2 separate regions of the Homo sapiens genome follow, and region 2 is linked to region 1. Evidence: read pairs that join two places in POLR2A ChIA-PET (ENCODE). Cell type or tissue: PC-3. All regions are shown on one strand. Links, peaks and the distances in the headings refer to the core of each region. The heading gives the core; the rest is flanking DNA. Region 1 has its middle 16 kb from the start of GNS. Region 2 overlaps RASSF3 (Ras association domain family member 3).

The links. ChIA-PET counts read pairs that join two places held together with the same protein. Peaks named below come from ENCODE experiments on the same cell type or tissue, not always from the same donor. Only the 100,000 strongest peaks of a DNase experiment are listed, where the experiment ranks them.
Region 2: POLR2A ChIA-PET joins it to region 1 with 12 read pairs; 2 of 35 experiments call an interaction of 5 or more read pairs at or near these places.

Annotation. Positions count from the first base shown.
Region 1 is chr12:64,773,465-64,776,378 of GRCh38, forward strand. It overlaps a transcript of TBC1D30 not described here. Among named protein-coding and RNA genes, the nearest start is that of GNS, 16 kb to the left of the region's middle. In PC-3, for the core only: no CTCF peak of the experiment used is centred there; no DNase peak of the experiment used is centred there.
Region 2 is chr12:64,667,183-64,670,096 of GRCh38, forward strand. All of the region lies in intron 1 of RASSF3 (Ras association domain family member 3), which reads left to right. Among named protein-coding and RNA genes, the nearest start is that of MIR548Z, 46 kb to the left of the region's middle. RefSeq lists enhancers at 2,129-2,288, 2,509-2,568. In PC-3, for the core only: no CTCF peak of the experiment used is centred there; no DNase peak of the experiment used is centred there; H3K4me3 peaks cover 610 bases; H3K27ac peaks cover 893 bases.

The DNA of each region.
Region 1 (2,914 bases), core at 317-2,816:
ATGGCTGCTCTACAAAAGCATGGCCAGACTGCTTCTTTAAGTGGGTCCCTGATCCCCTTCCTTTTGACTGGGTGAGATCTCCCAACTGGGGTCTTCAGCCACCTTCTACAGGTGTGTTTGAGCCAGCAACAGGTGTGCACTTCCCTGGGATGGAGCTCTCAGAGGAAGGGGTGGGCTGCCCTCTTTGCTGTTTTACAGCCTTCACTGGTGATACTTCCAGGTACTGGAAAACCCAAGGTGACTGGGACCAGGCTGCCAGCAAACCACAGCAGCCCTACAGAAAAGTGATCAAGCTGTTAAAACAAAAACAAAAACCATCCAAAGGTCAGCAACCTCAAAGATTGAAAATAGATAATCCCATAAAGATGAGAAAGAATCAGCACAAGAATGCTGAAAACTCAAAAAGGCAAAATGCCCTCTTTCCTCCAAATGACTGCATCACCTCTCCAGCAAGGGTTTGGAACCAGGCCAAGGCTGTGATGGCTGAAATGACAGAAGTAGAATTCAGAATATGGATAGGAACAAACTTCACTGAATTAAAGGAGGATATTGTAACCCAATGGAAGGAAGCTAAAAATCATGATAAAACATCATAGGAGCTGACAGACAAAATAGCCAGAGTGGAGAAGAATGTAACCAACCTGACAGAGCTGAAAAGCACACTGTAAGAATTTCATAATGCAATCACAAGTATTAATAGCATAATCAAGCAGAGAAAAGAATCTCAGAGCTTGAAGAATGTCTTTCTGAAATAAGATAGGCAGCCAAGAATAGAGAAGAAAGAATGAAAAGGAATGAACAAAACGTCTGAGAAATATGAGATTATGTAAAGAGACTGAATCTTTGACTGATTGGTGTACCTGAAAGAGATGGGGCAAATGGAACCAATTTGGAAAACACATTTCAGGATATCATCCCTGAGAACTTCCCCAACCTAGCTAGACAGGCCAACATTCAAATTCAGGAAATGCAGAGAACCCCAGTAAGATACTCCATGAGAAGGTCATCCCCAAGACACATAATTAACACATTCCCTAAGGTCAAAATGAAAGAAAAAATGTTAAGGGGACCTAGAGAGAAAAGCCAGGTCACTTACAAAGGGAAGCCCAGCAGACTAACAACAGACCTCTCAGAGGAAAACCTATAAGCCAGAAGAGATTGGGGGCCAACACTCAGAATTCTTAAAGAAAATAATTTTCAACCCAGAATTTCATATCTGGCCAAACTAAGCTTCATAAACGAAGGAGAAATAAGATCCTTTTCAGACAAGCAAATGCTGAGGGAATTCATTACTACCAGACCTGCCTTACAAGAGCTCCTGAAGGAAGCACTAAATATGGAAAGAAGGCCGGGCATGGTGGCTCATGTCTGTAATCCCAGCACTTTGGGAGGCCAAGGTGGGCACATTACTTGAGGCCAGGAGTTTGAGACCAGTCTGGGCAACATGGTGAATCCCCGTCTCTACTAAAAATACAAAAATTAGCTGGGTGTCATGTTGCACACCTGTAATCCCAACTACCTGGGAGGCTGAGGCATGAGAATTGGTTGAACCCAGGAGGCAGAGGTTGCAGTGAGCCGAGATTGCACCACTGCATTCCAGCCTGGGTGACAGAGTGAGACTGTGTCTCAAAAAAAAAAAAATATATATATATAGATATAGATATAGATATATATGGAAGGAAAAGACTGTTACTAGCCACTGCAAAAACACACTGTAGTACACAAAGCAGTGACACTATAAAACAACTACATAAACCAGCCTGCAAAATAACCAGTTAACAACATCATGATGACAGGATCAAATGTATACATATCAATAATAACCTTAAATGTAAATGGGCTAAATGCCCAATTAAAAGACACAGAATGGCAAGTTGGATAAAGAACCATGACCTAGTGGTATGCTGTCTTCAAGAGACCCATCTCATGTGCAATGACACACATAGGCTCAAAATAAAGGGATGGAGGAAAATTTACAAAGCAAATAGAAAACAGAAAAAAGCAGGGGTTGCAATCCTAGTTTCTAACAAAACAAACTTTAAACCAACAAAGATAAAAAAAGACAAAGGGGGCATTATATAATGGTAAAGGGTTCAATTCAACAAGAAGACCTAACTATTCTAAATGTATATGCACCCAACATAGGAATACCCAGATTCATAAAGCATGTTCTTAGAGACCTTCAAAGAGACTTAGAGTCCCACACAATAATAGTGAGAGACTTTAACCACCTGCTGACAATATTAGACAGATCATCAAGAAAGAAAATTAACAAAGATATTCAGGACCTGAACTCAGCACTGGATCAAATGGACCTGATAGATATCTACAGAACTCTCCACATGAAAACAACAGAATATACATTCTTCTCATTGCCACGTGGCACTTACTGTAAAATCAGTGACATAATCAGAAGTAAAACACCTCTCAGCAAATGCAAAAGACCTGAAATCATAACAATATCTCAGACAACAGTGCAATCAAATTAGAACTCAAGATTAGGAAATTCATTCAAAACTGTACAATTACATGGAAATTGAATAACCTGCTCCTGAATGACTTTTGAGTAAATAAATGAAATTAAGGCAGAACTCAAGAAGCTCTTCGAAACTAATGAGAACAAAGATATGACATACCAGAATCTCTGGGACACAGCTAAGGCAGTGTTAAGAGGGAAATTTATAGCACTAAACACCCTCATCAGATCTCAAGTTAACAACCTAATATCACAACTAAAACAAATAGAGAAGCAAGAGCAAACAAATCCCAAAGCTAGCAGAAGTCAATAAATAACCAAAATCAGAGGTGAACAAAGGAGATAGTCATGAAAAATCATTCAAAAGATGAATCCAGGAGCTAGTTTTTTTTGAAAAAATTAATAAGATAGATAGACCACTAGGTAGACTAACGAAGA
Region 2 (2,914 bases), core at 321-2,820, 110 kb before region 1:
AATATCTGTACTTTCAAAAATATGGTTTCTTTGCTGCAAGGGGAACACATTTATTTTGTGAAAGTAAGTGTACCTAGTTAACAGTTTCCATTTATTAATTTCTGGAATAGTGTTTTGGTTACTTGGAATGTGTGTGTGTATTTTCTTTCTTTCTTTCTTTTTGAGACAGAGTCTCGCTCTGTCACCCAGGCTGGAGTGCAGTGGCGCCATCTCGGCTTACTGTAGCCTCTGCCTCCCAGGTTCAAGCGATTCTCCCGCCTCAGCCTCCCAAAGTACTGGGATTACAGGTGTGAGCCACTGCGCCCGGCCTATTTTCTTTCTATTACAAGTCCCTTGCGGGAAAGATGGTCGTAGCTCCTATTCTAAATGAACAGAAGTTCTGTCTTAGAAATTTTCCCATTTTACAAGTGTTCAAAGAGGACCAAATTTCATCCTCTTTCCCTGCCTGTGTCCTGGAATCAGCTGAGAAGAAAGACAGGAGTAAGGTGGTCTTCAATTCAGCCAGTCTTCAATTGTTGGAGACCAAAATTTACCTTTATGCTGATCAGGGTTAGAGCTGCTATGCAGAACATGGCTTATCTCTGCGGGCAAGTGGCCTTCCTGAGGCTCATCTCCAGAGCTGTGCAGCAGAATGTTGCCCTCAAAAGAGGACAGAGGGCAGGACTGGCTATGCATGCATGCTCACTCCCTTCTTCCAGATTCACTGAGCCTGTTTTCCTTCTGAATTAAGAGGTAAGAAAGTAACACCTGGAAAGATGTACTTTCCCAAGGTCACGCAGATAGCTGGCAACAGGTTTTTCTCCTGGGCTCTAGAGGCCTTTGGTCTGAGTAGAAAGGGCATGGTTATGGGGTTGGCCAGGCCTTGTGTTCACCACATTCTGCTTCTGTGCTCTTAGCTTTCATTTCTGCATCTATACCATGGGGTTAAAATTTCTACCCTCGGGATTCCTGGGAGGGTTACCTAAGGTGTAACTGTTGAATGACCTGAACCAGTGCTTTGCACTCAGAATCAGCAATGTAAATATCACTCAGCCAGCCTGGGGCACTTTCCTCTATCAAACCTTACCAATCCTTTTCTTCTTCTTCTTCTTTTTTTTTTTTTCTCTTCAATTGAAACAGGGTCTCACTGTCTTGCCCAGGCTGAGGTGGAATGTGGCACAATCTCCGTTCACTGTAGCTTCCACTTCACAGGCTCAATCAATTCTCCAGCCTTAGCCTCCAAGTAGCTATAGGCACGTGCCATCACACCTGGCTAGTTTTTGTATTTTTTGTAGAGATGGGTTTTCACCATGTTGCCTAGGCTGGTCTCAAACTCCTGAGCTCAAAGCGATCTGCCTGACTTAGGCTTCGAAAATGCTGGGATTACAGGTGTGAGCCACCATGTCCAGCCTCGTTGTTCTTTCTTTTAATCACCCTGGCTTGGCACCTCAGAAAACATGGTGATTGGAGTTTAGCTTTCAGCAGGGTGGGACTTGGATGTTGACTGTTTTAATTTTGATTTTTTTTTTTTTTTTTTTGAAACGGAGTCTCACTCTGTCGCCCAGGCTGGAGTGCAGTGGCGCGATCTCGGCTCACTGCAAGCTCTGCCTTCCGGGTTCACGCCATTCTCCTGCCTCAGCGTTGTGAGTAGCTGGGACTACAGGCGCCTGCCACCGCACCCAGCTAATTTTTTGTATTTTTAGTAGAGATGGGGTTTCACCGTGGTCTCGATCTCCTGACCTCGTGATCTGCCCGCCTCGGCCTCCCAAAGTGCTGGGATTACAGGTGTGAGCTACCGCACCCAGCCCAATTTTGATTTTTTAGGAGGAAAAAAAATTGTTCCTAAGGAAGTCAAGTCCTAAATTGAAAGACTTTCATATATTACACAAACCCTAGAAAAACTTGGGTTACACCTGGGATTGATTTTGAAGTAGGGCGTTGAACTATGTGTCCTGTTTAACCTCGAGGAGCAAATGGCTTTCCATTCTAAACATTCTCATTTCTTCTCTGGGACATTCTTTAGGTGCTTGTTTGAGTTTCTGTTTTGTTAGGCACATTAGAGGACTCTATATGAACAAGTTCCTAGGGGAGGAAATTGGTGACTTAGATGAAAGGGTGAAAAAGGTGAAACCTTCACATTATTGTGTAAGGGATTGTCCCAGAATGTGTGAAATTTGATGTAGTCCTTCTTGGCTTCGTTTTTTCCTCAGATGTTCTGGATGAAACAGTTCCCCCTGTCACACGTGGAGATAAGGATGTGGCTCTAGGCAGGGCATATCCTGTGTTTAAGACTGTGTTGACTCTTCTTTTACAGTGTCTGCCACTTGTTTCCTGCCTAGGTCTTTAGTTTTGAGTGAAGTACAGCTGTGAAGTCCTAGACTTGTAATGCTAAGGCGTTCATTATGTTAAATTCAGTTTCTCTTTTTCTTTTCTCTGCTTCACATCAGCCTTGTACTTTAGCACGTTTCCAGTCCAGCCTTGGTAGCTGGGCTGCTGTTCTCCTTGACCCGTCCCTTTGCAAGCAGCAGACCACGGCCAGGGTTGGGAGTCCGGCTGGGCCACTGACCGCAGTGCTGAGGAAAGGTGGAGCGGGAGGCCCTTTCCTCCCAGCCTCGGGCTTCCTGTGCAAGCCACTGAGGAGGAAAAGGAGCTGGAGGGTGTGTGAACCCTCAGGTTATACAAGCAGCACTTCTATGCAACAAAGAAAATGTAAATTGCTGTAAATTACCAAAAAAAAAAAAAAAAAAAAAATTGCTGGCAATCTGCTTTCCAGGGCAGATGGAGGGTAGCTTTTATTTATACATTGGTCAGCTGATTGAGTAATGTTTAAAAACCACCTTTACTTCTGGCACTTCTTGGCAGTATCAGTTTTTTTTTTTTAATGGATAGAGAAGCTTTTTTATTTTACAGATAATAACTGCATATCTTTACCTGA